Linked DNA regions of Mus musculus: all the other regions are linked to region 3. A link is a loop called in an ENCODE intact Hi-C map of the cell type or tissue named here. Cell type or tissue: heart. All regions are shown on one strand.

Region 1 (4,000 bases), 170 kb after region 3:
TGCACCAAAGAAGAATATATCAAATTAATTCTGCCTGAACTCGGTCCTGTATTCAAACAGCAGGAGCCAATCCAGGTATGTTGTGAGGACTTCCAAATGTTTATGCGTTATTGTAATAGCTACTATCCCTAAGAACAAAACAGTGACTATTTTGAGCTTTTAAAAGAAATGGCTTAGTGCTGGCTGCTCTTGCAGAGGACCTGGCTCAATTCCCAGCACCCACATGGTGGCTCACAGCCATCTGTAACTCCTATCCTCGGGACCCAACTCGACTCCAGGAACCAGGCACAGACATACACATTCAGGCAAAACACCCATACATGTCAAATAAAAATAAATAAAAAATGTTAAGTGTTTAAATACTTGAGGTACGTATATTAGATTTTTTCACTAGTCAGAAAGCTAATATTATAATTAAACTTAGCAAATGAATGTTTGTGGCTTTTTATAAGTCATTGTCTTAGAAAATAAGTTGTAATCAGACTTTGCATGTGTTACATTGTCCCTAATTAAAAGCTGGCAGTTTGGAAAAATCAAGTTTTTGATACTTTTATTTGGCTTGATACTCCATTAGTTAATTTTTAGATGATGTATGTCAGTTGTCTCTATTTTTTTCTAATAAATAATTTTATTAAAAGAGGAAAATGTGTAAAGCATCATAGAACTAGTATGTGATCTGTGTATGTATGAGAAAAATGCAAATTATATATATATATATATATATATATATATATATATACATACACACACAATGCATATGTATATAATGTGAATGTGTAAGTGAAATAAATTATATAGATTTTGTTACAGTAGATATTTATCTTGAGTTTAAGAAGTGTGGGCTTACATACCTGGATTAGAGTCTGGGTTCATCTCTGTTTTAGAACCATGTAGCAGTCATCATCATCTGAAAGCTTTTATCCTCATTTTAACATGTAGAGTTGTTGGCTGAGACACCATTAGGTGTTTCTGCTACCGGGTGGCAGTAGCTTACTAGTCAGCATGAACTGTCTGATGGGCCGGCTCTGTGATTGGTTGCAGTTGTCCCCGTGAAAGTGGAGAATTTATTTTTTACTTTTTAGAAACTAGCATATTAACTATCCTTCTGAGATTTTGAACAGTGTGCTTGTGAGCGGTTGTCTCCCCTCTCTTTCAGCCTTCTGGTGTCCCTAACCCCTAACCTGCTGCAGCAGGGTCTCACCATGTAGCCCTGGCTCACTTGGCTCTCGCTTTGTTGACCAGGCTAACCTCAAACTCACAAAGATGGATCTGCCTGCCTCTGCCTCCTGAGTGCTGGGATTAAAGGCCTGCTGCCAGTTCTTGTGGCTTCTTCTCCAGTTCCCTTTCCTTAAGAATGTAGAAGACAGTCTGTGCGGTGCTCCTACTAACCAGGCACAGGTCACAGGATAGAGCTCTGAGCTTTAAACCTGGGCTCCCTGACGGTTGTCACAGTGTCAGGTTGGCATGTCACCCAAATTGTTCATCAGTCACGATGAAAATCCTAAGACACATGATTGACCCTGTTCTTTTTAGTTTGGTAACTTTTGATTATTGGCTCTGTAGAAGCACCTGAGAAGAACCTCAGTATGAGAGAGTCTGGATTAGGCTATTTTGTGACTATGCTTGGGAGGGCTTTTCTTAAGTAAATTAGCTGAGGTGGGAAGCTGTACCCTGCGGTATGGGCAACAGTAACACTTTACAAACTGTCCTGTCCTGAAGCAAAGGAGAGAGAGCAGAGCTCTAGTGAGCATTCTGTCTGTGTGGCTGTAACTAGCTGCTCCAGGTTCCTGCTGCCTGCCTTCTCCACCACAGTGCACCACCCGGAACTGTGATGCAAACAAACTCTTTTATTTTTCACTTGCTTTTACCACAGCATTAGGAAATGAAACTAAGGTACCTTTGTCTTCCTTCTCCTCTTAGTTTTTCCATTAATAAGCCCTCCTGAAAAATTTTAATTGAGCATTGGAAAAACTAAGTATTCTGGGACTTGGAGAGTTCAGAGCACTGCCGACCTGGGTTTGATTCCCATCACCCACACGGCAGCTCAAAACCATTTGTAGCTCCAGTGTCAGGAACTCGAGTGCTGCCTTCTGGCTTCCATGTTAGTGAATAGACAGATTGGCAGGCAAAGCACTCATACATATAAAATAAATAAAGATCTCACTTAAGTATTTTGGTTTGTTTCTTACAATTTAGGTATGTAGAGGCAGCTAGCAAAATGATGTTAGAAACAATTAAAAATTCCTCACAGATGTTTTCATTTCTGTTGGCTTTTATTTCCTTTTTAAATGCAGCACTCTTTTGGATAATTGAAACATGTAGGGGAGCCATGTGTTCCTGTAGCTCTTTGGAGGTTAGTCTTTGTTTGGATAATTAAGCATTGCTGTAGACATGTAAGAGACTTGATCTGTGTGTTTTTGTCTTCCATGCCTTCAGGCTAGCAACATGGTGAGTGTCCACAAACAGAACTTAATCTTCTGAAAACACTTTAAATTGGGAGGATACAGAATTTCTTAAAGATTGCAGATTTTCATAATCTTCCCTTTTCTCACACAGATTTTGCTAATTTTTCTACAAAAAATGGATTTGCTGCTAACCAAAACCCCTCCTGATGAGATAAAGAACAGTGTCCTGCCCATGGTCTACAGAGCTCTGGAGGCTCCTTCCATTCAGATCCAGGCACAGTATCTGCTTCCGTTGCCCTCATGAAGTTGAAAGGCGGGAGAAAGAAACAGCAAGGCATATTTTAGGATTAAATCTTAACCTTTTATATACAACTCAATAGTTAGTAGTTATTGAATTATACTGCTGACCCACTGTTATTACTGCATATTGACTTCTAACTAAAGAGTAAATTGGAAAGGGCTGGAGAGATTGCTCAGAGGTTAAGAGCAGGTGCTGTTTGTATGGAGATAGTCTTACTGGTAGCCCAGGCTGGCCTTGAGTTCACAGAGCCCCATCTGCTTCTGCCTCCTAAGTGCTAGGATTAAAGATATGTGTCACTGCTCTTACAAAGAACACTCGTTAGGTTTCCAGCACCCATGTCAGGCTGCTCATGGCTGCCTGAAACTTCAGTTTCAGGGGAAAAAAAGAAGATGTTGGAGTCTATTGTGGTAGTACACACTTATAATCCTGGCACTTGAGGGATAGAGGCAGGGAGACCAGGAATTGTTGGCTAGCTTGGGCTACATGATATCCTGTCTCAAAAACACTGTGACTGGGACTATAGGTTTGTACTGCTTTGTATATATCTGCTTCTGCCATATATTTCAAGTCACATTTTTTGATGCATTTCTGTCTTTAAGTTTATTAAAGTGTGAAGTTGAGTTTTTCCTTGTAGTTAAATCATTCCATAAGTGTCGGAAGCCGTACTCAACCTCTGCTTTTCAGCTCTCTACAGTTATAGCCCTGTATAATTAGGGGTACTTAGGCTAAAGCAGAGGGCTTGTAAATTTGAGGCCAGCCTGGGCTACATAAAGATCGTGTCTCAAGGGAAAACAGAACTAGTTGTAATTACAACCCTTTGAAACACTACTGCAGGCCCTGTGTAGCCATGACATTTTTCAACTGATTATAACTATTCTTTTTTTATCCCCCCAAATTGGTGTAAGGACCAAATAATGTGAAGCATACGGAAGCTTCTTTCGTGCTGTGACAGATGAGCTGAGTGGGAGAGGGAGGTCTGGCGCCTTTCCTTAAGACTGATCAGATTTGTCTTTTCAATAGGAGCTCTGTCTAAACATCATTCCAACATTTGCAAATCTTATAGACTACCCGTCCATGAAAAACGCTTTGATTCCAAGAATTAAAAATGCCTGTTTACAAACGTCTTCCCTTGCTGTAAGTGCTTACACGTGTGTTTGTCTTTGACTGCTCAGCACCTGACACCATTTCACAGTGAGCAGTAACTCGCTCACACTGCACCTAGAGAATTGGTTTTAGTTGGAGGTAGCTTATATACACCATTATAAATGCTTGCATGTCACTTACTTTATATGTA
Region 2 (4,000 bases), 180 kb after region 3:
ACCATAAGTTGAGTGTTTTCGTATTTTTAAGAAATGCATACTTAACTAATCATACATTTTCTATGAGTCAGCCATACAGGGCTTAGCTTAGTTGAACTTGTTACTATAATCAAGAACTTGGATCTCATTTGAAGGTCCACATGAGGACTCGTAGGGTTCTTAGTTTGCGTAAATGGTTGTTGGCAGGATTTGGCTCCCTTTGGGCTGTTGGGCTGAGGGTCTTAGCTGTGTGTTAGCCAGATGCTGTTGTCAATTCTGTACACGGTTCCCTTCCCAAACAGCCTTGTCTAGTCAGATTGAAGTCAGTGTCTTGTTATGTAATAAAGAAAGTGTGGTACCCTGTTAGCTTTGTCATATTCTGTTGTTTAGAGGCAAGTGTGGGTCTTACCCATACCCAGCACAGTGACGACATAAATAGTAGAATGGAGTGGGAACTGTGAACCATTTTAAGACCCCCTGCTCCAGAGAAGGAGTAACGAGATGAAATAAAATAAGGTACTATTGGTGGGCTTAGATATCGATATGCTTTAGATTAAGTATTTAACTTGGAAGGTGTAAATTTTTGAGGAGAGATGTGTGTTCAAAAGTTGCTACGGAATTGTGTCTCAGCATAGCTCTGTGGTAGTTGTCTCACAGCTGGGTGGGCACCGATGACATGGCATGTAGAGTCCCGAGGCCGGCGTTCTGCTGCTTCTTCATTATAACCCAGTCATGACGCGGTACCAGAGAGAGTCTGATCAAGAGAGAACAGTAGAACCTGCTTTCTGATGAAACGTGTCGGGGACCGAGAAAAGTTACTGTTTAATGAGACGGGCAGGGAAGATTTAGAATTAGGATGGAGAGAAAGTGAATCACAGCACTGAAGAAAGAAGAAAGAAGAGCCGGGGGAGAGGAAGGCTGGTGCAGTGTGCGGCGGGGGTGAGGGTGGGGTGGGGGGGTGGGGGGATGAGCACTGAGCAGGCAGAGTTCTGAAGGTGAAGAAATGTGTGGTTCCTTAGCCCTAAGCTTTCCTTTGAAGTAGTCAGGCAATCCTTCAAAGCTTTATTTCTTGATGTAATGCTTGCTTTCTACCTCAGATGTCAGGTTCTGGTTGGCAGATGGGAGACAGTGACTATGAAGAGGGATAGTATAGTCTGCCTAAAACAGTCTGATTTAGGATGTTTTCAAACATTTCCAGTAGGAAGTGGCTGGAGAGAAGGCTCAGTGTTGAGCTTGTTGCTCTTGTAGAGGACACAGGATTGCTTCCTTTCACCCACGTGGTAGTTCACAACCATTGGATCGAGGGGCTCCGATGCTCTCTTCTGACCTCTTTGGACACCAGGAATGCACATGGTCTGTGTACACACTTGCAGGCAAAATAGTCATATACATAAAATAGAACAGAATAAATTTAAAAATTCCCAGGTGCTTATTTTAGGATACATAGTTCTCTCTAAAATGCTTTGTGATTTTGGAAGGCCTATTTTTATCTGCAGAATCATTTGAATCCTACCTTTCATTACTTTTCCTTTGGTTTAGGATGGCTATGGTCTGCTTTTCTGTTCATTTTATGATTAAACGTGCTAACTCAAAAGTGCCCTCTTCTGTTGGTTTTGATTTTAAGTAGTTTAAATATATTAAGTAGAAAAGAGTATATTTATACACAGAATTAAGTATTGAAAGCCACCATTACCAGTTCCAAGATAGCCAAAGTTTGCCTTGCAGGCAGATCCAAGACTGGCGGATGGGACCTGCAGCATTCAGCCCATTCTGCACAAGCTCTGTCCCGGGATGTTGAACAAATGAAGCTGGGTACAGAGGGCGCTTTACTGAGTGCTGTCACTCATGCATGTAGAAAACTGTCTGATGCATGCTACTGCAGAGCAGAATAGTGTTGGCACGAGTGTAGGGGTGGGAGACAACCAGAAGATAGCACCAGAAAGCCTCGGAGGTGCTGACAGTGCTTTGTGTTAGTTGCCTTGGAAAGGTTCGGTCTCTGCCATATTTGAGCTGTGTACATAATGTTTTGTTACCATGCTATGTCTAGTTTTAAATAAGTCCAATTAGCAGGAAGTCATGGTGTACTTAAACAGATACACTATCACTCATAAGATGAAGTAGTACTGATGGTAGAACATGCTGAGAGGCAGTGGGATGCTTGGGAGGCATGCATGGATTGTAACTGCCATGCCAGCCCTTCACTGTCTCCTGAGTGTCTTGCTTAGTCCAGTGCCCTCATCTGTAAAAGCAAAGTCCAAAACTTAGTTTGAAGAGTTGTGAAAACTGAAAACATTGTAATACATGTTCATACATGCGTGTAAGGTTCATGGAGTGGAGGAACAATGTTCCTGGTTTTTGTATGTATAGTATCATTCAAATAAATTGTTTTATGATAGCTAGAAAGTACCATAAAACTAAAGTTTAATGAAAATTTAACCTATATTAAATTATAGTGTTAGATTACTTTACAAACTTCCATTATCAAAGTAAATTATGAACATTTCATGTTCCTACTATCTTTGCAGAAAGCAGGCTTATTCTAGCCAAACATTGTTTTTTATGAGCAAGAGAGGATTTCTAAGTATTTGAAAATGAACTTTCTCCTAGTTGGCACAAATTATCAATGTGTGACTGCCCGTAGTAAACTTAACCTAAAACCTCTGAGAAGCAGCTGTTAGATCAATAACGACGTGACACTTGCTGAGATGGCTTGTCCGGAACATAAAACCTCATCGGTCATCGTGTCACGTCCACACGAGACTGGGCATTGCTCTGGCATTCCTAGTTTAAGTGGCTGGCCCTGTTGTGCTTAGGTGTGTGAGCGAGTCTTGTTCCCTGGGCTTGTCTTACTGAGTTGTTGGAAGTGATGCCATGAGCTGCAAAGGCGCTGTGCCCTCACCATGTCATCTCTTACTATGGCAGTTCAGCTCCTTCATTGCCGTCATAAAGGAGATGCTGAGCAGACTGGAGTCTGAGCATAGGACGAAGCTAGAGCAGCTTCACGTGATGCAGGAGCAGCAGAGGTGAGCAGGCTGCACGTGTGCGGTGTGTGGACTGTGAGCGCGGGGCAGCTCGGGATGGATTTTTCTGGAAGATCGATGGATTGTTTTCATTTGTATATGAACCATGGCATATGTGGACATCAGAGGGCAGCTTATATAATTAAGTTTCTCCTTCCAGTATATGGGGACCAGAGAGTGGAGCTCAGTCTGCAACAAGTACCTTTTCCTGCTGAGACATCTCACTGGTCCAAATATTTCCCCCAAGATTGATTTATCTATTATATGTATGTGTGTGTACCAGTGTGTGTGTTTGTGCATGTGGGTGCCCTTGTAGTCCAGAATAGGGCATTGGATGCCTCTGGAACTGGAGTTACAAGTGTGTGTGCGAGTCACCTGGTGTGGGTAGTGGGAACTGAACTTAGCCATCTGGGGGAGCAGCAAGTGCTCTTAACTGCTGAGCCATCTCTCCAGCCTGCTGGCCCAAAGGATAAACGTTGAATTGAAACAAAACAAAACAAAAAAATATATAGACATTTCAAAAATTATTGATTGATTGTATATTTAAGGGCAAAAGAAAGAGAATGAGTGTGTGTGTGTGTGTGTGTGTGTGTGTGATGTCTACACATGTGCATGCCACAGAGCACTAAGGGTGATTCAGAGGACAGCTTGTGGGAGATGGCTTCCTCCTTCACCTTGCTGAGGCAGGGTCTCTTGCTTCTGTGCTGTGCACTAAAGGCTTTCTGGCCCTGGAGCTTCCAGCAGAGTCTCTCGTCTTTGCCCCATGTTGTAGGATTGCTGGATTTATAGACATATGCCACCACCTCTGGCTCTTTTTACATTGGTTCTGGGGTTGGATTCAGGTCATCAGACTTTCACGGCCCCAGATGATGACGTCATTGTTGTCCTCCTCGTCGTCATCATCATCATTTGGGCAGACAGACACTAACAGTAGAAAATAATGGTAAAATGTGAGTGGGGGATGAAGTTAATGTTTGCTTCTTTTAACTACTGTTCCATAA
Region 3 (4,000 bases):
TTTACAAAGTGAAACCTAAGGACTCGGTGAGGGAAACAGTACATGTGTGTCCTGGTAGAATCTAGGTGAGCGGCTCTGGACCAGGATTAGACACACACTGCACAGATGGAACCAGGATTGAACAGACACTGCACAGATGGGACCAGAGCTGGACACACATGGACACAGATGGGACCAGGGCTGGACACACACTGCACAGATGGGACCAGGGCTGGACACACATGGACACAGATGGGACCAGGGCTGGACACAGATGGGACCAGGGCTGGACACACATGGACACAGATGGGACCAGGGCTGGACACACATGGACACAGATGGGACCAGGGCTGGACACACACTGCACAGGTGGGACCAGGGCTGGACACACACTGCACAGGTGGGACCAGGGCTGGACACACATGGACACAGATGGGACCAGGGCTGGACACAGATGGGACCAGGGCTGGACACACATGGACACAGATGGGACCAGGGCTGGACACACATGGACACAGATGGGACCAGGGCTGGACACACACTGCACAGGTGGGACCAGGGCTGGACACACATGGACACAGATGAGACCAGGGCTGGACACAGATGGGACCAGGGCTGGACACACATGGACACTGATGGGACCAGGGCTGGACACAGATGGGACCAGGGCTGGACACACATGGACACAGATGGGACCAGGGCTGGACACACATGGACACAGATGAGACCAGGGCTGGACACACAAGGACACAGATGGGACCAGGGCTGGACACACATGGACACAGATGGGACCAGGACTGGACACACACTGCACAGATGGAACCAGGGCTGGACACACATGGACACAGATGGGACCAGGGCTGGACACACACTGCACAGATGGAACCAGGGCTGGACACACATGGACACAGATGGGACCAGGACTGGACACACACTGCACAGATGGAACCAGGGCTGGACACACATGGACACAGATGGGACCAGGGCTGGACACACACTGCACAGATGGAACCAGGGCTGGACACACATGGACACAGATGGGACCAGGACTGGACACACACTGCACAGATGGAACCAGGGCTGGACACACATGGACACAGATGGGACCAGGGCTGGACACACACTGCACAGATGGAACCAGGGCTGGACACACATGGACACAGATGGGACCACGGCTGGACACAGATGGGACCAGGGCTGGACACACATGGACACAGATGGGACCAGGGCTGGACACACATGGACACAGATGGGACCAGGGCTGGACACACACTGCACAGATGGAACCAGGGCTGGACACACATGGACACAGATGGGACCAGGGCTGGACACACATGGACACAGATGGGACCAGGGCTGGATACAGATGGGACCAGGACTGGACACACATGGACACAGATGGGACCAGGGCTGAACACATACTACACAGATAGGACCAGGATTGGACACACAGTACACAGATAAGACCAGGATTGGACACACACTACACAGATGGGACCAGGCCTGAACACAGACTGACTGAAGCCTTGGATATCACAGTATGTTGATGAGAATACTCAAAGGCTCAGATGTTTGGACATTTGGTCTCCAGTTGGTGGTGCTGTTCGGCTAGGTTTAGGAAGTGTGGCCTTGCTGGAGGAAATATGTCACTAGGGATAAGCTTTGACATTTCAGAGCCAAGCACCATTCGTAGTTTGCTCTCTCTCAGACTCCTGCTGAGTTCAGATTGTGAACTTTGAGCTGTCAGAGCCACCATGACTGCTGCCTGCCTCTGCTCTGCTACCATGGATTTTTAACTTTCTGGAATGCTAAGCCCAAGCAATGCCTTCTTTCTATAAGGTGCCTTGGCCACGGTGTTTTATCACAGGAATAAAAAGGGAACAAGTACAGGGGTGGATGTAGGGGATTAGGTGGAGTGGGCAATAAATATCATTAAAATCCACTGCATGCATGTATGAAATTCTCAAAGAATAAAAAATATTATATTAAAAAAGAAGTTAATCCCTTGATTAGACAAAATATAACTTTCATACTAACAATACTACTCTCCTACAAGTAATATCAAATGATAGTATTTGAAATTTCTAAGATATGAGAAAAGAATAAATGTAATATACCAAAAAACGTTTTGACATATGTTAACTTAAAAAGCAAAGCATACCCCGCCCACACACAGAGAGAATGAGGTAGTGGCAAAAGGAAAAAGATACAAATTCAAATATGAATGAAAAAATAGGAAGCCCACAAATAAACCTATGAATTTATAACCAACAATTTTTGACCAAAATGCTAAGAATATAATGGAAAAAAGACAGCCTCTTTAGTAAACTGTGCTGGAAAAAAACAGAGGCAGAAGAGTGAAATCGGACCATCACATACACTAAATGCGAACATCAACTCAAAATAGATACAATACTTAAAAACTCAGTTGTCAGGGGCTGGAGAAATGGCTGAGTGGCTAAGAGCACTGGCTGCTCTCCCAGAGGTCACAAGTTCAATCCCCTGTAACCTAATGGTGGCTCACAACCGTCTGTAATGGGATCCAATGCTCTCTTTGGTGTGCAGTTGTGCATGAAGACAGAGCATATAAATAAACAAATCTTTTTTTAAAAAATCAGCATCAATGTACTGGAGGGGGTGGTAAACACGGAGGAAAAGTTCTACGGCATTAGCCTTCAAAAGAAAAGTTTAGAATACAATCCCTGAATACATGTAAGAACAACAAAAGCAGGCAGACAGGATAAACGCAGACTGAGAAGCCTCTGGGCTGTGAAGAGATGAGCTACAGAATGAAGGCACCCACTTTGCAGCTATGTATCTAGCGGGGGAGGGGGGGAGGGGGTGGGGGCGGGGGGGAGGGGGGATACACAGCCAGGACATATGTAAAGAATCCAAACAGCTCAGTAACAGGAAAGAGCCTTTTTCAAAGTACTCACGTGGCCTAGAGAGATAGTTCTGACAAACAGCAAATATTACAGAGGACATGAGAAATGCTCAGAATCCCTAATCATGGGAGAGCCCACAAATTCTAATAAAGAAGATGTGGTAGTTTGAGTATGCATAGCCCAGGGAGTGGCACTATTTAGAGGTGTGACCTTGTTGGAGTAGATGTGTCACTGTGGCCGTGAGCTTTAAGACCCTCATCCTAGCTGCCTGGTAGTCAGTTTCCTAGCAGCCTTCAGATGAAGATGAAGAACTCTCAGCTCCTTCTGCACCTTACCTGCCTGGATGCTGCCATGCTCCTGCCTTGATGACAATGGACTGAACCTCTGAACCTGTAAGCCAGCCCCAATTAAATGTTATCTTTATAAGAGTTACCTTGGTCATGGTGTCTCTTCACAGCAGTAAAACCCCAACTAAGACAGAAGCCAAACAATAACAAGCTTTGGTGAGGACGTGGAGAGAAGTAAACCCATGTGTACTGTTTGTTGGTAAAAATACAGATTAGTATGGCTATTATGAAAAACAGTACAAAGTAAAACACAACAACCAGTGACCTCCCACCCGGATAGACAGCCAAAGAACAGCAAATCAGTGTCCTCAGAGAAAGGCAATGCTATGCCCACCACAGAGACTTTCCTAAGGGGCCACTAATAAATGGAGAATGTGATTTACACACAACAGAAACACATTCGGTACTTGGAAAAAAGTCCCGTCATTGATGCCAACCTGGCTGAGTCTGGAGGACACAATGCAAAGGGAAGTAAAGCAGACACACAGACACATACTGCACGAGCTATACTCACCGTAGAAGAGGCACACTCCTGAAACCAGGCACTAGACGTTAGGGTGGCTGAGGAAGTGGGCAGATGTCTATTGATAGGAATAAATTTCCAGTAGGAGAAATAAATTCAAGAAATCTATATCATGATAACTACAACTTATGCTATATACTGTTAGCTAGTGAGAGAATAGATTTTATGTATTTCAGGGATTGTATTTTAAACCACACAATGTACATGATATAATATATATGTTAAATACCTTAACTATTCCATAATGTTTGTATGTATATATATGT
Region 4 (4,000 bases), 360 kb after region 3:
ACGTTCGCTTCGTGAGACATTTGCTCACAGATCAGTACTCTCGAAAGCCACTTCCTGGGACGAATTGGCCATTCATAAATAAGCCAGTGATTCAAAATAATAAAAACAAAATTGCTCATTCATACGCTGAGTCCTTCAAAGTGACCAAAAGTATGTGTGGCCACTGGCAAACAGAATGGGTAATTCTCTAACAAATACATCCAGACAGGACACGCCTCTCTGTGACATTTCTTTACCCAGTCTTTAGTCTATTTAATGATGTATGCAGATGCTGACATGGGAGATACAGCAGTGGGAAGTAGAAAGTGTACTCATGTGCACACATACTGGTAAAAACATGAATATGCTTTGGCTAGAAACAGATTAGCCGTACCAGGTAATTCAAATGCGCCAGGTTTGGAGGCATATGCCTTTAATCCTAGCACTCGAAAGGCAGAGGCAGGAGGATCACTGTGAGTTTGAGGCCAGCTTGGTCTACAGAGTGAATTCTAGGACAGCCAAGGCTACCCAGAGAGACACTGTCTCAAACCCCTCTCCCCTCCAAACTTAAAATGTATTTTGAAGAAATTTCAATAAAAATGAATTGTTCCACAGAAATCTGTTCGGCAAGTTAAAAACTTTCAGGAATTTACTGAGATTCTCTCTAAACACAGAATAAAGTAAGGTTGTGGGCCAACTGTGCATTTTAGGTGATCTTTCCCTACGGGTGCAGACCCTGAATATGGAAGGGCCTGAAGACGGCCTTCCTTGACTTTAGACGATGTCTTGCTACATGCCTTGGACCACCCATTGACTTCAACATCCCCCTACCTCAGTCTCTCAAGTGCTGGGATTTACAGCTAAGACGACTAAAAATTTAAAGGTAAAATAGAATATTTTACCTTTTAGGAAAGAAAAATTACAAATCTTTGTTTTGGTTTAATGTCCAGAAAAATCCTGAGGCAAGTCACTGATCAGATAACCACCCCCAGGAGGAAGAAAAATGATCTTTTCACTTGGGGTGTGGCACATGCCTTTAATCCCCACCCTTGGGTGGCAGAGGCCAGCCTGGTTTACACAGTGAGTTCCAGGACAGCCAGGGCTACATAGAGAGGCCCTGTGTCCAAAACCAAAATATGAATTTTTTTCTTGTAAAACACACACACACACACACACACACACACACACACACACGCACACACGCACACGCGTGCACACACAACACTGGCCTGGCAAGGTGGCTCTTGCTGCAGAGCCCGATGGCCTACGTTTGATCCCTAGGACCCACACGGTGGAAGGAACTGACTCCCAAGAGCTGTTTCCTGACCACCACCACCACTCCCATGGGCACTGCGGCACAGCCCCCAACACACATGAAACTAAAACAAACAAATAAAAAATATCTTTGTAAAGGCAGAGGGACACACATCTAATCTAGACTAAAACTGACTGAGGTCGCGATGAATTAATTTGTTAATGCAATTCATCTGCTTAACAATGGTAAATGTTCATTTTTATTTTTGTGGTACTGAGGATTAGACCCAGAAACTACCATTTCCTAGGCAAGTGCTTGCCCCAGCTCTGTTTTGACTGTTTTTGGAAACTTATTTTTACTTATTTAATTTTTTGAGAATTGTATACACGAGTAGTGTATTTACATCACCCCCTCCCCCAACTCCTCCTGTGTTCCACTCTTGAACACCAGAACTCTTCTTTCATATCTACTGCATCCATTCAGTATTGCTCCTATGTGTATAGGTTTAGGGCTGACCACGTGGGATTAGATAGCCTATCAGGGGGCTCATTCCTGGAGAAAATGGATTCTCCCTCTTACCAGCCATTGATTTCCCCCAACTCTCCATCCAGGGCTGGAGACTTGGGAAGTTTCCCCCATCCATGTTGGCTTACCCACTGATTACTATGCAGAACTCATGTGGGCAGCCATAGTGTTCAGATGGCATGGCTGTAGTGCCTGACACATCTAGGGGCACTATCTTAAAGCTGACACTCTGGTCCCCTGGCACTTGTAATTTCCCTGAGCCTTAGGTGCCGGGGTGATGTTGCAGAAGTAACACCTGCGACCCGGCTCTCCACAGTCATGTACTCTGCACTTTGACCAGTTGTAGATCTCTGTAGTAGCTTTCAGGTCTCACTGGGTGGCCAGCTATCCTTGAACTTGCTCTGTAGCTTAGGCAGGGCTATCCTCCTCCCTCCGACTCCCAGTTAAATGGAATTACAGGCCTGCCCCACCGTTGAGGGCTTACTGGGAGGTTTGCAGGTTTGCAAGAAAATACTCTCTGTATTCTCTTATGCAATACTGTATGAGTCAGATGTCAAAGTCAAGAGTTGACTCATATTCTCTAACCCTATGTTGGAAGCATTGGGCAGCATTCCCAGGTTCCTGCTTCAGTCCTTGAATGTTGTATCTCATCTGGTCATGGGTAGTTCTGCAGCAGCTCGATAAAGGGCACTCTTCCATGTGATGTAATCTCCCACTTGTTAAACAAAGACTTAGCTGTTAAGAGAATCCACTGGGGTCAGACACATAATCAAAGGATGGGGGGAGAGGGTAGTGGTGTGTGGTGTGTTGAATCTCTGGGAGAGGCTAAGGACTCAATTTGGAAGAGATTTCAAGCTCGTCTAAGGGAGGCTTTCACTTGCTGACAAACTGACTTGATAAGGTGTACAAGGTGGTAGTCATACTCTTAAGCATCGGGAGTCCAACCCTATTCTGATTTGTTCAGCAAGAATTCTGTGGCTCTAGACTTGGCTTAGAAAGGAAGAAAGCAATGGATTCTCAGGTGGCACAATCTTGGGAGTGTGGTCCTCATCTCCACTCATCAGCTAGTCATATCTCTCCTGTCTCCTTGATTCCCTAACCAGTCCTTCTTCTGGAATGAGACCATGTGTAGTGCATGCTCCAAACTAATATTAGAGTAAGACAACACACGTTGTCTTAAATTATAAACAAGAATAAAGTTCAAAGGGAATGAGGGGGCTCCAAGCAGAGACAGCCGTGGGTGTACAGACACTGGGAAAATGGGATTGCCGAGGGAAACTGTGTGATGGAAAAGCAGGGGAAACTGAGTCAAAGCCTGCCAACTTTGGCTCAAGTCATGGCACTGCCTCTCACCAGCTCTGTCTCTTTGGGCAGCTTACTGACTTTTCTGTATCTAGCTAGTACAGTAGTTATTAACCTGCCTATTGCATAGCAGATAGCCTGGGTAGCAGCTATTCACATTACAGTTCATAACAGTCGCAAAAATTACATTTCTGAAGTAGAGACAAAATAATTTTATGGTGGTGGTGGGGGTCACCACAACACAAGGAACTGTACTAAAAGTTCGAAGCCTCAGGAAGGCAGAGAACTGCTGGTCTAGAGGGAGTTTAGAAAACTTGATGAAGAAACAGCAGGAAATGAGTGGATTTGGAGGAAGGGGAGAGGGTTTGGGTTTCCCCTGGTGTCTTTGGTATTTGACATAGCGGGATTGAAAGGAGTGGCCAAATGTACCTGTCACGGAGTGTAGTGCGCGTTAGGACCTGGTAAATACTGACTCAGTGTGCTACAGTCCCTGATGGTGACAGAGGCGGAGGTCCCCATTTAAAAGAAAAGCATGCATATGGCAGAAGCCATCGAAAGGTTCTGAAGGTGTGGAACAAGTGAGGAGAATGTATGGGATTTCAAGTTCATGGGGGCCAGTCATTTATCTGGGTAGAGAATGGGTTAAAGAGAGGTAAACAAGACAGGGAGATGAATGAGAAAGCAGTTGCTATATGCCAGATAAAGGGAGGTGACTGGGTGATACTCACTCAGTACCAAGAGCTACGGGAGGTAAGGCACCCTGGGGTGAAGAGAAGCAGTGAGACCCACAGGCCCGCACACCAGAATGTCAGCCTGGACAACTGGGTGCTAAGGATGTCCACCACTGAAAATGGAGAATCCAGATGTGGGCTAGGAGAAAGTCAGGAGGTTTGGTCCATATCTGGAATCTTTCATATTTGACATACCAAGTTTGAAAAA
Region 5 (4,000 bases), 86 kb after region 3:
AATTATAGTTACAGTCTTGATGTGGAAAATTAGTGATAATAGTTTCACGCTTGCTCTTCTCTGACAGAGAAAATGCACATTACCTCAAAGTAGTAAAAATGTAGTCGTGCTTTCAAATGAATTTGCCTGCTTAGTGATTGACATTTAATTTGCAAACTGTAAATTTTAATTTCAGCAGCAGGGCACTTGCCTAGAAACGCCATAAGCTTATGAGGTTTGATCCATAGGACCAGAAAAGGGGGCGGGGGGCTGTAATTTTTAAAAGGTTGAAAATATGATTGACATAACAAATTCATAACGACCATTGTCCTAATTTGCCTCTGTTATTATGATAAAATATTAATCACAACAACTAGAAGGAGGGAAGGGCTTGTTTGGTGAGAGTCCATCACTGAGGGAAGCCGAGGCGGGAGCTCCACACAGGAACCTGGAGGCAAGATCTGAAGCAGAGACCACCATAGAAGAGGAGCACTGTCTACCCGCTTGCTTGCTTCCTCCCTTCCTCCCTTGCTCAACAGCTTTTCTTACCCTACCCAGGCCCACCAGCCCAGGACCGAACAGCTCACAGTGGGCTGGGTTGCCCCACATAATCAGCAACTGTGAATGCCGCATAGACACGTGAGCACGGTCTTGCCAACCAATCGGATGGAAGAATTCCTCAGTTGAGATGCCCTCTTCCCAGGTGACTCTACTTTTGGGCAAAATGGACAAAAAACTTAACCAGCACATGGATCAAAGATTTGTTAAATAACATTAATACAGGAACTTGAGTCTATGATGAATACATCATAGACTCATATGACACGCTTAAACGCTCTTAAAATTACGCATCATTTAAATACATTTGTCTTTGAAATGATTTGTGAGAAAGCATGGGAATTGAGTGTGGAAGGTGTGAGGGCGAAGAGAGTCGGAGCTTTTATTGAACAATTCGTGCTGAAGCTTGGTTTGTCTTGCTCCCAACGATCAATTGTCTCCTTTTCCCAAAAGTTTGGTAACTCCCCTATGGTTTGAAATCTGCCATAATAATAGTTTTCTAGTGACACAATAACAATTATTATTAAACACTACAAACCAAGGCTTATTTCCTCTTTAGAGAGCTGGTTGTCAGGCATTTACTATCATGCTTCCGTTACATGGGCTAGACGGTAAATTATGACTGAGGACTTGGCTTAGCAGATAAGAGCACTTTATAGCCACAAGTTCATGGACATTATACAGATGGAATGAAAACTATTCTTAGACAGGTTCTCTCTACACAGTCCTGACTGTCTTGGAATTCACAGTGTAGACTAGGCTGGCCTCAAACTCACAGAGATCCACCTGCCTTCTCATCCAAGTGCTGAGATTAAAGGCATGTGCTATGACACCCAGCTAATAATATTTTTAAGACTATGATATCATAAGAAGATATAAGGATATTATTTCACAGGTATTAACAAGCCATGGCTATTTCTATGATGAGTGATCTGAGGAAATTTATCAGCTACTTATTTCATTGCTGTGGTAAATGTTGGGAACAAGCAAGAGAAACTTATTCTAAGTACTGCCATTTCTTTTTGAGACTCCATTTACTCATAGGGAGAAACTAAATTCAAGGTCCCAGTCCCTAGGGATTGAGGACTTCTCTATAGCTGAACAGCTTCTGTTGTGAACAATTGTCTTAGTCCAAACATTTCAAGGATGATTTATAAGGAGACAGTTGTCTGAGCCCAGCCATCTCAAGGACAACGTTCTCATCTTGCTGGCAGGGTCAAACAAGCTCATGTTCCCAGGCCTAGGAACGAACACCTGTCCCACTTCTCTAAAAGATTTCTTTTAAAAAAATAAATCTTTTTAAAAAACGATTTATCTATTTATTTCATGTATGTGAGTACACTGTCGCTGTTTTCAGACACCACAGAAGAGGGCAACAGATCCCATTACAGATGGTTGTGCTCCACCATGTGGTTGCTGGGAATTAAACTCAGGACCTCTGGAAGAACAGTCAGTGCTCTTAACCGCTGAGCCATCCCTCCAGCCCCTCCAAAAGTTTTCTTAATTGATCATTAACTGGTAAAGAATATAGAGATTATTGTTATCTAAACCAAGGTGCATAAATTATAAAAATATATAAGCAGTTGTCCGTTATGCCCTAATTGGCTATGTGCAGTTTTTCACTCCTTTGTTCCCTTATCATTCTAAAATTCCAGGCCATAGTCCAGGAGGAAACTTGACTGCAAAAGTTGAATTAAGGACCTTGAAGACATGAGCCCTGGATACAGTCCAGTCTCCAAGCATGGGTGTTCCCTTTTTTAACCTGTAATGTCAAAATACAGTTGGGTAGCACTGCAGCTTCCCGCGCACCCCTTTTGTGTTCCTGTCCTTTAAAAATGCTATACAATCTCCCTTTAGGGACTTGGTTTAGGTCTCGAGCTAACCACCTCCCTGCGTGCTCAGAAAATAAAGCTGTCATTTGTAAGCTTCTGTCTCTGAAGTGAGCTTTCTCAGCGTCCACCCTGAAGCCAACAATAAAATAAAATAAATCGGATGAAAGCAACATGCGAAAGGGTTTGTTTCAGCTCACAGACTGAAATCCATCAAGCCAGGCAAGGTCACTCAGGCCATTAATGCCAGCACTCAGGAGGCAGAGGTAAATCTCTGAGTTCGAGGCCAGCCTGGGCTACAGAGCGAGTTCCAGGACAGCCTGAGCAGTAATGAGAAACCCTGTCTGGAAGGAAAAGAAAGTACATTCTATCATGATGAGTAAGTTCCAGCATCTTCAGGCAGAGGTCACACAGGATCTCTAGTCAGGAAGCAGAGTGCAAGGAAAGCTTATGATCAGCTTGCTTTCTCTGTTTATTTTTTATTCAGTCTGGCAGTTAGAGTGGGTCTTCAGATCTCTGTCAATCTAATGCAGAAAATTCTTTACATACATGCCAAGAGATTTGTCTCTAGGGGGAGTCTAGATCCTATTATGTTAGTAATCAATATAAACAAACTATCTTTTGTGAACATGGCAGTCACTTTTAAATCTTAACCTTCTGGTCCTTGTCCCCACAAGCTCATGGCCATCTCATAGAGCACAATGTATCCAGTCCATTATTCGTTTTAGCCATCCACATTGAAGGGGCTGGATCAGACAGGTTTTGCTCTTATACACCCCCCCCCGCCTTTTTCTCTCCTTGGTCAAATCCTGTTACATTCCTAAGGCTACCCCCCCCCCAAAGTCTATTCCATTATTTGGCCACTGACTCATTTCTGAGGCAAAACACCAAGTTCCAACAAACAAACTTCATTATTCTGCTAATACGTCCAATTGGGCTTTATGAACACACACAGACTCCCTTCTTTTGTCCTTAAAAAACCCACTCCTCCAGAAATACCTTCTCTTCTCTTGCTTCTCTTTTCTTTTTTAAAGATTTATTATTTACTTATTTATTATATGTAAGTACACTGTAGCTATCTTCAGACACTCCAGAAGAGGGAGTCAGATCTCGTTACGGATGGTTGTGAGCCACATGTGGTTGCTGGGATTTGAACTCCGGACCTTTGGAAGAGCAGTTGGGTGCTTTTACCCACTGAGCCATCTCACCAGCCCCCTCTCTTGCTTTTCTTGCTTGCCGCTGCGGCCTTTCCTCCCTGTTGGAAAGCAGTTCCAAAGCCCTAGGATTACATGGCTAGGATTATCACAGGAACAGTTCCGCTTCTTGGTACCAATATTTTGTATTACCTTTATCATTGCTGTATGCAATACCTGACAAAATTCTCTTAAGGGGGAAAGTGTCTGTATTTGGCTCACAGTTGGAAGGTGTAGTTATGATGGGGAAGTCACGGTGGCAGGTGATGAAGGCAAGTGGTCACAAAGTCTCCATAGTCGGGAATCAGGAAACACTTAATCATTTCAGTCTGGAAGCCAGTACAGGTCTTCATGACACAATTAACCAAACTAGAATAATCCTGCACATACATGCATGGAAATCTGTCTCCTGGCTGATTCTATATCTTGCCAGGTTGGCAG
Region 6 (4,000 bases), 190 kb after region 3:
CCCTTGACACTCACAGTGCAGGGTGCCTTCAAAGGGCTTGAATGAAAAACAAATATACAATTTGTTACCCAACACAATTCGAATGCATTCATTTTTCAAAAATAAGCTTGTTGCAGACTCAGAATTGTGAATTTCTTGGGGCACAAATGTGAACAGTCCAGGACCTGGACCCCAGGTTTACACTAAGTTGGGCAGGCAGCTTGGTAAGCAGGCAGAGAGAGAGAGAGGGGGGGGAGAGAGAGAGAGAGAGAGAGAAGAGAGGAGAGAGGAGAGAGAGGGAGGGAGGGAGAGAGAGAGAGAGAGAGAGAGAGAGAGAGAGAGAGAGAGAGAGAGAGAGAGAGAGAGAGAGAGAGAGAGAGAGAGAGAGCCACCAAGTAGGCTGCAGCTGGGAGCCAGGAAGCCAACACTTGGGCTAGTCTAGGGAAGGTCTTCACAGAGGAGACAGGGCCTGCCTGAGCTTGGGCATTCAGAGCACTTTTAGAAGGGTGCTTGTGGTAATAGGGTTACGGAGGAGCCACGTTTTCTCAGAATTGGAAATCCTGGGCATGGGATTGGTTGAGATAACTCCCCAAGTCCTTCTGAAACCAGGGGTCCTATTGAATTGACCAAACTTGCTTATCTTCATCATTGTTATTTATTCTATTATTGTTTTGACTTTTGGAGACAGGGTTTTGCTGTGTAGCCCTGGCTGTATTGGAACTCACTCTGTAGACCAGAGTGATCTTGATTTCCCAGAGATCCGCCTCCCTCTGCTTTCTGAGTGCTTTCTGAGTGAATTAAAAGCATGCTCTAGTACCATCTGGTAATATTACTTTTAAACACGGTCTCACTATGTATCCTAGGCTGGTCTGAAACTTGAAATCCTCCTGCCTCAGCTTCCTCAAGGGCTGAGATCACAGGAGTGTGCCACTGTATGGGTTGGGCAATTAACTTTTGTTTCACATTATAGCCCAGGCTGGCCTTGAACTCCTGACATTCCTCTTGCTTCCATTGGTCAAATGCTGGGATAAACAGCATGAACCATGGACACCTGGCTTTGGATAATTTTTCTATGATCTGTTGTGTGTGTGGTGTGCATGTGTATATGTGTGCGTTCACATGTGTGGGCATGCATATGTCTGGGTATAGACAGTTGGCACTGGGCACCTTTTTCTATCCCTCTCTGTCTTCTACTCTGAGGCAGCATCTATCTCACTTTAGCCAGCTTGCTCTGGAGTTAACCCTGTCTCTAGGGTGCTGAGCTTACAGGTGGCCACCATGACCTGGGTATTACAATTCTGGTCCTTATGCTTGTGTGGCCAGAGCTTGTGCCTGTTGGACCATCACCCCAGCTCTCTTTCAAAAACTTTTGATGAGAAGGAAAAGTGGAATTAGTGTTGGATTAAAATATTTGGCATTAAGGCAACAGCAAAGCAAATACCGAAACAATCGACAGTGTCGTTTGTATCTGACCATTGATATTTTGAAATATTTTAAATTAAAGTATTTTAGAAATTTAAGAATTCACAGGGGGTTGAAACATTTTAGAAGAAATAATATTATTTGAAGTCAGTGGCTAGCTGATTTCTGGGGGAAACTGTATATGCTGTGAATCTATTTAATCTACAAACTACCAGAAGGTGTCGCTGTTTCCCAAGCAATTCACATTAGCCTGCTTCCAAGGAGCGCTCATCCTTGTAACATAAAGAACCCTGAGAAAACCTTGTCAGGGACATTTTGCTGTGGTTAGAGTCATTAGAAGAGCCCCTCAAGAGAAAGGCTTGTGGAAGATGTGTGAGTTTCTTCCTCATTCTCAACCTGAAATTATCTGGACACTCAGGATTTGTCATACCTCAATAACAGCAAAGGTAGCTCGCTTAGCAGGTGAAGGAGTTTGCCACCAGGGCTCCTGAAAACCTGAGTTTGATTCCCGGTATCCACATTAGGTAGAAGGAGAAAACCGACTCAGGCAAGTTGTCCCCTGAGACACGCATACACACACAAACACACACACACTCACTAAATTGGAAAGTGAAGGCGATAAAAATATCTCAACATGCTTTGTAATCCTGATCTTTTGGTAACATTTCAGCATGCTCCACTCTGTCCCAACTGCACTTATTAAATTTACCAGGGTTTATAATTTATTTTGGTTCTGGATGCCACCTAAGTATCAACGAAAATTTTAAAAGTCACTCTGCATGGAGCATAAAGCAAAGCCTTTCCCCCCACTATGATTTAATGACACATGGCCGGAGGAACCGATGTCTCCCCGTTTCCTCAAAAGGAGGGGACAGTGATTCATGGTACTTACCAACCAGTATTTGCACATAGCCCACAGGTAGCTGGTGGTTCAGGAGAAAGAAGGACAATTCCACTGTTGTTATCACTGGAAACTAGAGTACCATGTTAATGTGTTTTGTCCTGGAGAGCCATGTCTCTAAACGGAAATGAGAGACAACCAGGGAGCAACCAAATGAACGAATGATTTGGGTTTACTTGTTTTTACCTTTTGAGACAGGCTCTTACTGGAAAAAAGGCCCCGAAAGCCCCAAGCTTGTGGTGATCCCCCTGCCTCAGCTTTCTGGGTGCTAGAATTAAAGAAACATGCCATTACCCTTGGGTCATAAGTATGAGTTCTTTTATAATAAAACCTTTGGAGTGTGAGTGTGTATGTGTGTGTGTGTATCTGTGCGTGTGCACTTGTATGTGTGCACATGTGTGTGTTCAAGAGTGACTGTGTGTGTGTGCACATGTGTGTGTTCTTGTGAGTGTGTGCCCACATGTGTGCATGCAAGTGTGTGTGTGAGATGCAGGTGTGTGTGTATGAGATGCCATGGTGATCATGTGGACATCAGAGAACAGCGTTTGAGAGTCAGTTTTCTTCCACCTTGTTGAGTCAGAGTCTGTCTTGTTTCTGCCATCCTGCCATGGGCCTCTGGGTAATACTTCTGTTTCCATCTCCCATCTCCCCAGAAGAAGACTGGGGTAACAGATGCATGCCATACCACCAGACTTCTATCTAAAGCATGGGTTCTGGGGTCGAAGTGGGGTGGTCCAGCTTGTACAGCAAGTGTTTCTGTTGAGCCACGTTGCGAGCTCACGAGTGTGATTCCCACCCCGTCTCTGCCTGATGCCCCAGTACATCAGAAGTCATCTCCATTCCTTTGCTTTCAACAATGAGGGGCAGTAGTGGGCCTGACTCAGTTCTGTGGGAAGTTACAAGGCTTAAAGGGGGATGTTAACAGTTTTATAAATACAACAAATCACTTTGATTTGTAAAGAACATATTTTGTGTGTGATTGTGTGTATGTGTATGTACAGGTGTGAGTATGTATTTGTGTTCTATGTATATGTTTGTGTGTGTGTGTGTGATATGTATATGCATGTACTTGTGGAGACCAAAAGAGGCATTAGAGCTGCAGCCACAGCTGGCTGTGATCGTCCCACAGAAGTGCTGGAAACTGAACTTGGGTCCCTTGGAAGAGCAGTAAGTGCTGCTAATCACTAGGATATCTGTACTGGCTAGTTTTGTGCCAACTTGACACAGCTGGAGTTATCACAGAGAAAGGAGCTTCAGTTGAGGAAATGCCTCCATGAGATCCAACTGTAAGGCATTTTCTCAATTAGTGATCAAGGGGGAAAGGCCCCTTGTGGGTGGGACCATCTCTGGGCTGGTAGTCTTGGGTTCTATAAGAGAGTAGGCTGAGCAAGCCAGGTGAGGCAAGCCAGTAAGGAACATTCCTCCATGGCCTCTGCATCAGCTCCTGCTTCCTGACCTGCTTGAGTTCCAGTCCTGACTTCCTTGGTGATGAACAGCAGTATGGAAGTGTAAGCCGAATAAACCCTTTCCTTCCCAACTTGCTTCTTGGTCATGATGTTTGTACAGGAATAGAAACCCTGACTAAGACAATCTCTCTCCAACTCATTTTCTTTTTACTATAATATATATCCCCTCTCACAGAATCTTTTTCTAAGTAAGCTCTTGGGAGCCAAGTTAATTGAACTCCAGTACTGACTG
Region 7 (4,000 bases), 78 kb after region 3:
TTAAAGCATAAAGCATATGTCAGTCTCTTATAAAACAGTTCCTCTTCCTCACTGGTCCAATATGCCAACGTCCAAAGTCCTGGCCAGCCTCCAGAATTGCCAGTTTCAATCTTAAGATCTCAACTTTCACTCAGTGTGACCATTCTATTTTTCTAGACAGACTTCTTCCTGGAAGAGTCCCTGCAGGAGAGCCTGGAAGAACTTGGGCATTTTCCTAATGTTTCCTCTCTCTGATGGTACAGGTTCCAACGCCCTCCCCCAGAGGATTCCACCATTCCAGGCTGGCCTCAGGCTCTACTGCCAAGGACAATCTAAATCTGACAGCTTCCAACTCCCAAGCGCTGAGACTACAGGAATCTGTCACCACACCCGCTTTATAAGGTATATAAGGTGTTAGGCACTGAACTCAGGGCAGCTTTCATGCTAGGCCAGCACTCTAACCCAGCCTGGGAAACTGAGTTCCAACTCACACATGGTGTGGTAGGTGAGCACCAGTTATCCTCAGATGTTCCATACATAGACTGGATCAGGCACATATGTGCACACTTGGATGTATACAGTAAATAAATAAAAATATAATAATCTTTAAAAAAAACTACAAATGGTTTCTCCATTTAAAAAGAAAGAAAATGCTATGTTTTAGAAACTTTCTGATTTAAAATGAAATGCTCATTACTATTTACCACACAGGTGTAAGAAATCAGGAAGATTATAATGTAATCCTAAGGGCTTAACTCTAAGTATGTGGGAGTTATCTATGTGGCAGAGTAAGCCATTACACGCCTGCTCTTAAGAGGTCTTCCCAAATGGACTTATACAAGAGAATTAAAGGATAATGCCCTAAGGCACTTATCGACTGAATTAGATTTTCTTTTGGGCATACAGAGTGGTACAGTATCATTATCCCTGGGAGAGAAAAGGGCAATAAAATCAGTGTCTATGGATCTGAATTTTCTTATGGCTCTTGAAATAGGCAAGGGCGAAGTGTATCTCATGAGTCAGACTCACCCTAAGTAATAAACATTATTCAAAATAAGATGACTCAGTATTGCACTATCTATATAATTAAAAAAAATCCAACAAAGCATGGTAGCACAGACCTGTAATCTCAGCACTCAGGAAGGTGAGGCAGGATGACACTGAACTTGAGGGTAGCCTGAGATTTATTTTCAGGACAGCCTGAGCTACTTAACCTGTTTAAATACACACACACACACACACACACACACACTCACTCTCTCTCTCTCTCTCTAATTAGTGATACTAAGAACCAAACACACGGTCACAAACTTTGCTATAGTTTGATACTTTATGTATACATACTGTGTGTATTAAATTTTATTCAATATAAAGATATAATGTCAGGAAAATATCTGCTGAATCATAGTATTGTTTTGTTCAATATGTTCTCAACTGTAATATATATATATGTATTACACACACACACACACATATCCAGAAAATGAAGACATGTTTACTATACAAGTCTATCATTAAACCTGAGAACGTTCCTTTAATCAGTTAAAAGCATTCATTAACTTACAAATAACAGAGGAGAGAAAGAGATCCTAACCAAGAGCTTTTAATTCTCTGTCACCAACTTGGAACAGGGTCCTACATTTAGCCTGTTTCTTGAGACAAATATGGAGAAGCCAAGAGCAGTAACAAACTGCCAGTTTACTGAGTCATGTTTCTGACTAAAACTGTGTTATGAAATGGAAAGAGTGACACGTCTGGGGTTTAAACACCAGGGACGTTAACTCCCTGAACTCAAGGGTCGCGGAACAAAATCGGAAAACTCTGCAGCAAGAACGAACGCGATGCGGGACTGAAAACGACTTCCACGGAGAACTGGCCGAAGCGGAGAAGTCCTGCTTAATTTCCCCTAAAACAAATCCGAACTGTGCAAACAAGCACACCCTCCCGTGCAGCGGAGCGGGGACGCCAGGTAGGGGGCACCGAGAACAATCCCAAGGTTAACGTTTCACTGGCACACACACACCCCAGTCCTCGGCTAACGGAGCCGCTCGGCTCCGAGCCCCGGGAGCTTCCGAGCCGGACCGGGTCCCAGCCCAACCCCATCCACCCAGCACCTGAGTGACGCCGGGGACGTCACCAGCCTCGGCGCAGGAGCGGCCCCCGGCGGAGGAGGAGACCCCGGCCCGCCGAGCCCCGCCGCCCTCCGCGTGACTCCGGAGGCCGGTCGGGGGCGCCAGCGGCACCGGCAGAGCCCGAACCTGCGACCTGGACCCGAGAACCGGCGGCCAGCGGACGGGACCGGCCCCGAGCGCTCGCTGACCTGGAGAGGTGCTTCAGGATCTGTTTCTTGATGATCCCAGCCATGGTGCCCGCCGGGCTGGAGCGCCGCTCTCTTGTCGCTCCTCACAGCCTCCTCACTTCGCGGCAGTCTTCTTTCGGTCCCGCCTCACCGGCCCGGAGGAGAAGCGCCGGAGAGATCACTCTCAGAAGAGACTCGAGGGCCTGGCCGAGGCCACAGCCGCCGCAGCCGCCGCCGAGAGCCCGAAGCATGACGCTCAGGCCGCCGCGGCCGCCGCCAGCGCCATCTTGGCTGCAGCATCACCTAAGAGACCGGGGGCGGGGAGAGGAGTCGGGGGGGCGGAGCGAGCTCGAGGTGGGCGGGACCTGTGGGAGTTCCGGGAATCTTCAGCCCTGCCTACTTCGGACTCCCACTAGGTCCTCCGCTGCCCTTTCCTAGTTGGTACTTGGGCTTTCATCTTTTCTTCATCCCTTTCATCTTGTCTGTGCCTCTCTCGCTGACATCCTAGTCTTGCTTCTTCATTTCCTCCGAACTCAACTTTCTGCTCTACAAGTAGCTCTGTTTATGTTATTCTTTTGGCCATTTCAGCTTTTTAATCTCAGTTTCTTTTACCAAGATCCTTCCCTTAGACTAACGGCTGTAATTTAATGTTTCCATTCGTTGGTCTAACCTTAAAGGAAGTAAAATTGACAGCATGTCATATTTAACCGAATATACCTAAAGACCTAGAAGTTAGAAAGTCTAGAGCCAGTGAGATGGCTCTCAGCCAGCAAGAGTACTTGTCAAGCAAGCTTGATGATCTGAACTTGATGACCAAACCACCATGAAGGAAAGAACTGCCCTTGAAAGTTATCCTCTGGACACACACACACATAGACACACTTAGTAGAAATTTTGAAATGGAATGCCCAAAATGAAGTCCTGGTTCTAATATTTTCTAGCTATGTTAACTTGGAAAGATTGTTTTCAGCTTTAGTTTCACTTCATGTATGAATGTGACTTTGGTCACACAAGGGGACGTCAGAGAACAGCCCTGGGTGTAGTGCCTCACTTTCTTCTATCTCTTCCTCAACAGCTACTTGTGTACTCCAGGTTACCTGGTTCCTAGGATCCTCTTGTTGGTCTCTTGTTGCCTCTCCCATATTGCCTAAAGAGTGCTGGGATTACAGACTTCTGGCTTCATGTGAATTCTGGAGACTCAAGTTCAAGTCCTGATGATTGAATGGCAAGTGTATTGTCTGCTAAGCCAGCTCTCTCAGCCGTTAACCTCACTTTTAATCATCTTTAAAATATAGTGTCTGCCCTTAGGGATGGTTTGGTAGGGGCCCTAGTAGGTACTGTTGGTGTGTCTGGGCCATATTGTCTGGCCACCTGTTGTAGAAGCAGGTTTTGAAAAAGATATAAATCACTAAAATATTTCATAAACAGGTGGGAGAGAGAGACAGTGTAGCCATTTGAGGTGGGAAGAAGCAGCATTAGAGTTCACAATGCTTGAAGCATGCCAGGGTAACAAGAATCTGCTAACACAAATACTGTGCAAGGATGAAAGCAATCTGAGCTGTTTGAAGGGAACCAAGCTGGGTGTAGTGACACATGGGTCTGTAATGTCAGCCCTTCGGGGACAGAGGCAGGAGGAGTGCTACAAGTCTGAGGTCACCATGATCTACTTAGCAACACCTTCTCTTGAAAAAATAAAAAAATAAAAATAACTACAAAGCCAAG

Evidence for each region. Hi-C counts contacts between places; a loop is a spot of excess contacts. Peaks named below come from ENCODE experiments on the same cell type or tissue, not always from the same donor. Only the 100,000 strongest peaks of a DNase experiment are listed, where the experiment ranks them.
Region 1: a loop joins it to region 3, with 2.7 times the contacts of the local background. A loop is called at or near these places in 5 of 42 quality-filtered maps.
Region 2: a loop joins it to region 3, with 3 times the contacts of the local background. A loop is called at or near these places in 7 of 42 quality-filtered maps.
Region 4: it touches region 3 in a loop (14-fold over the local background); 10 of 42 quality-filtered maps call a loop at or near these places.
Region 5: it touches region 3 in a loop (5-fold over the local background); 4 of 42 quality-filtered maps call a loop at or near these places.
Region 6: it touches region 3 in a loop (2.9-fold over the local background); 5 of 42 quality-filtered maps call a loop at or near these places.
Region 7: it touches region 3 in a loop (2.3-fold over the local background); 4 of 42 quality-filtered maps call a loop at or near these places.

What each region holds. Positions count from the first base shown.
Region 1 is chr10:89,652,783-89,656,782 of GRCm38, reverse strand. Scyl2 (SCY1-like 2 (S. cerevisiae)) reads left to right here. Exons shown (of 18, transcript NM_198021.3): 9 at 1-75; 10 at 2,557-2,679; 11 at 3,727-3,840. Among named protein-coding and RNA genes, the nearest start is that of Scyl2, 32 kb to the left of the region's middle. In heart, no CTCF peak of the experiment used is centred here; no DNase peak of the experiment used is centred here.
Region 2 is chr10:89,645,761-89,649,760 of GRCm38, reverse strand. Scyl2 (SCY1-like 2 (S. cerevisiae)) reads left to right here. Exons shown (of 18, transcript NM_198021.3): 14 at 2,902-3,002. Among named protein-coding and RNA genes, the nearest start is that of Slc17a8, 27 kb to the right of the region's middle. In heart, no CTCF peak of the experiment used is centred here; no DNase peak of the experiment used is centred here.
Region 3 is chr10:89,821,693-89,825,692 of GRCm38, reverse strand. Gm46238 reads right to left here and starts at 2,815. Exons shown (of 2, transcript XM_017314187.1): 1 at 1,236-2,815; 2 at 1-1,149. The coding sequence starts at 1,399. The coding sequence ends at 87. In heart, a CTCF peak has its summit at 1,568; no DNase peak of the experiment used is centred here.
Region 4 is chr10:89,457,293-89,461,292 of GRCm38, reverse strand. All of the region lies in intron 7 of Nr1h4 (nuclear receptor subfamily 1, group H, member 4), which reads left to right. Among named protein-coding and RNA genes, the nearest start is that of Gas2l3, 15 kb to the right of the region's middle. In heart, no CTCF peak of the experiment used is centred here; a DNase peak (open chromatin) is centred at 2,422; H3K27me3 peaks cover 362 bases.
Region 5 is chr10:89,735,232-89,739,231 of GRCm38, reverse strand. It overlaps Gm30963 (predicted gene, 30963), which reads left to right. Exons shown (of 4, transcript NR_155765.1): 3 at 538-682; 4 at 2,193-2,461. Among named protein-coding and RNA genes, the nearest start is that of Gm30963, 4.0 kb to the left of the region's middle. In heart, a CTCF peak has its summit at 1,954 (motif pointing right); no DNase peak of the experiment used is centred here.
Region 6 is chr10:89,627,916-89,631,915 of GRCm38, reverse strand. No RefSeq gene overlaps it. Among named protein-coding and RNA genes, the nearest start is that of Slc17a8, 8.7 kb to the right of the region's middle. In heart, CTCF peaks have their summits at 1,420 and 1,619 (motif pointing right); no DNase peak of the experiment used is centred here.
Region 7 is chr10:89,743,588-89,747,587 of GRCm38, reverse strand. Uhrf1bp1l (UHRF1 (ICBP90) binding protein 1-like) reads right to left here and starts at 2,597. Exons shown (of 21, transcript NM_029166.2): 1 at 2,300-2,597. The coding sequence starts at 2,343. In heart, a CTCF peak has its summit at 2,203 (motif pointing right); DNase peaks (open chromatin) are centred at 2,027 and 2,617; H3K4me3 peaks cover 1,773 bases; H3K27ac peaks cover 1,152 bases.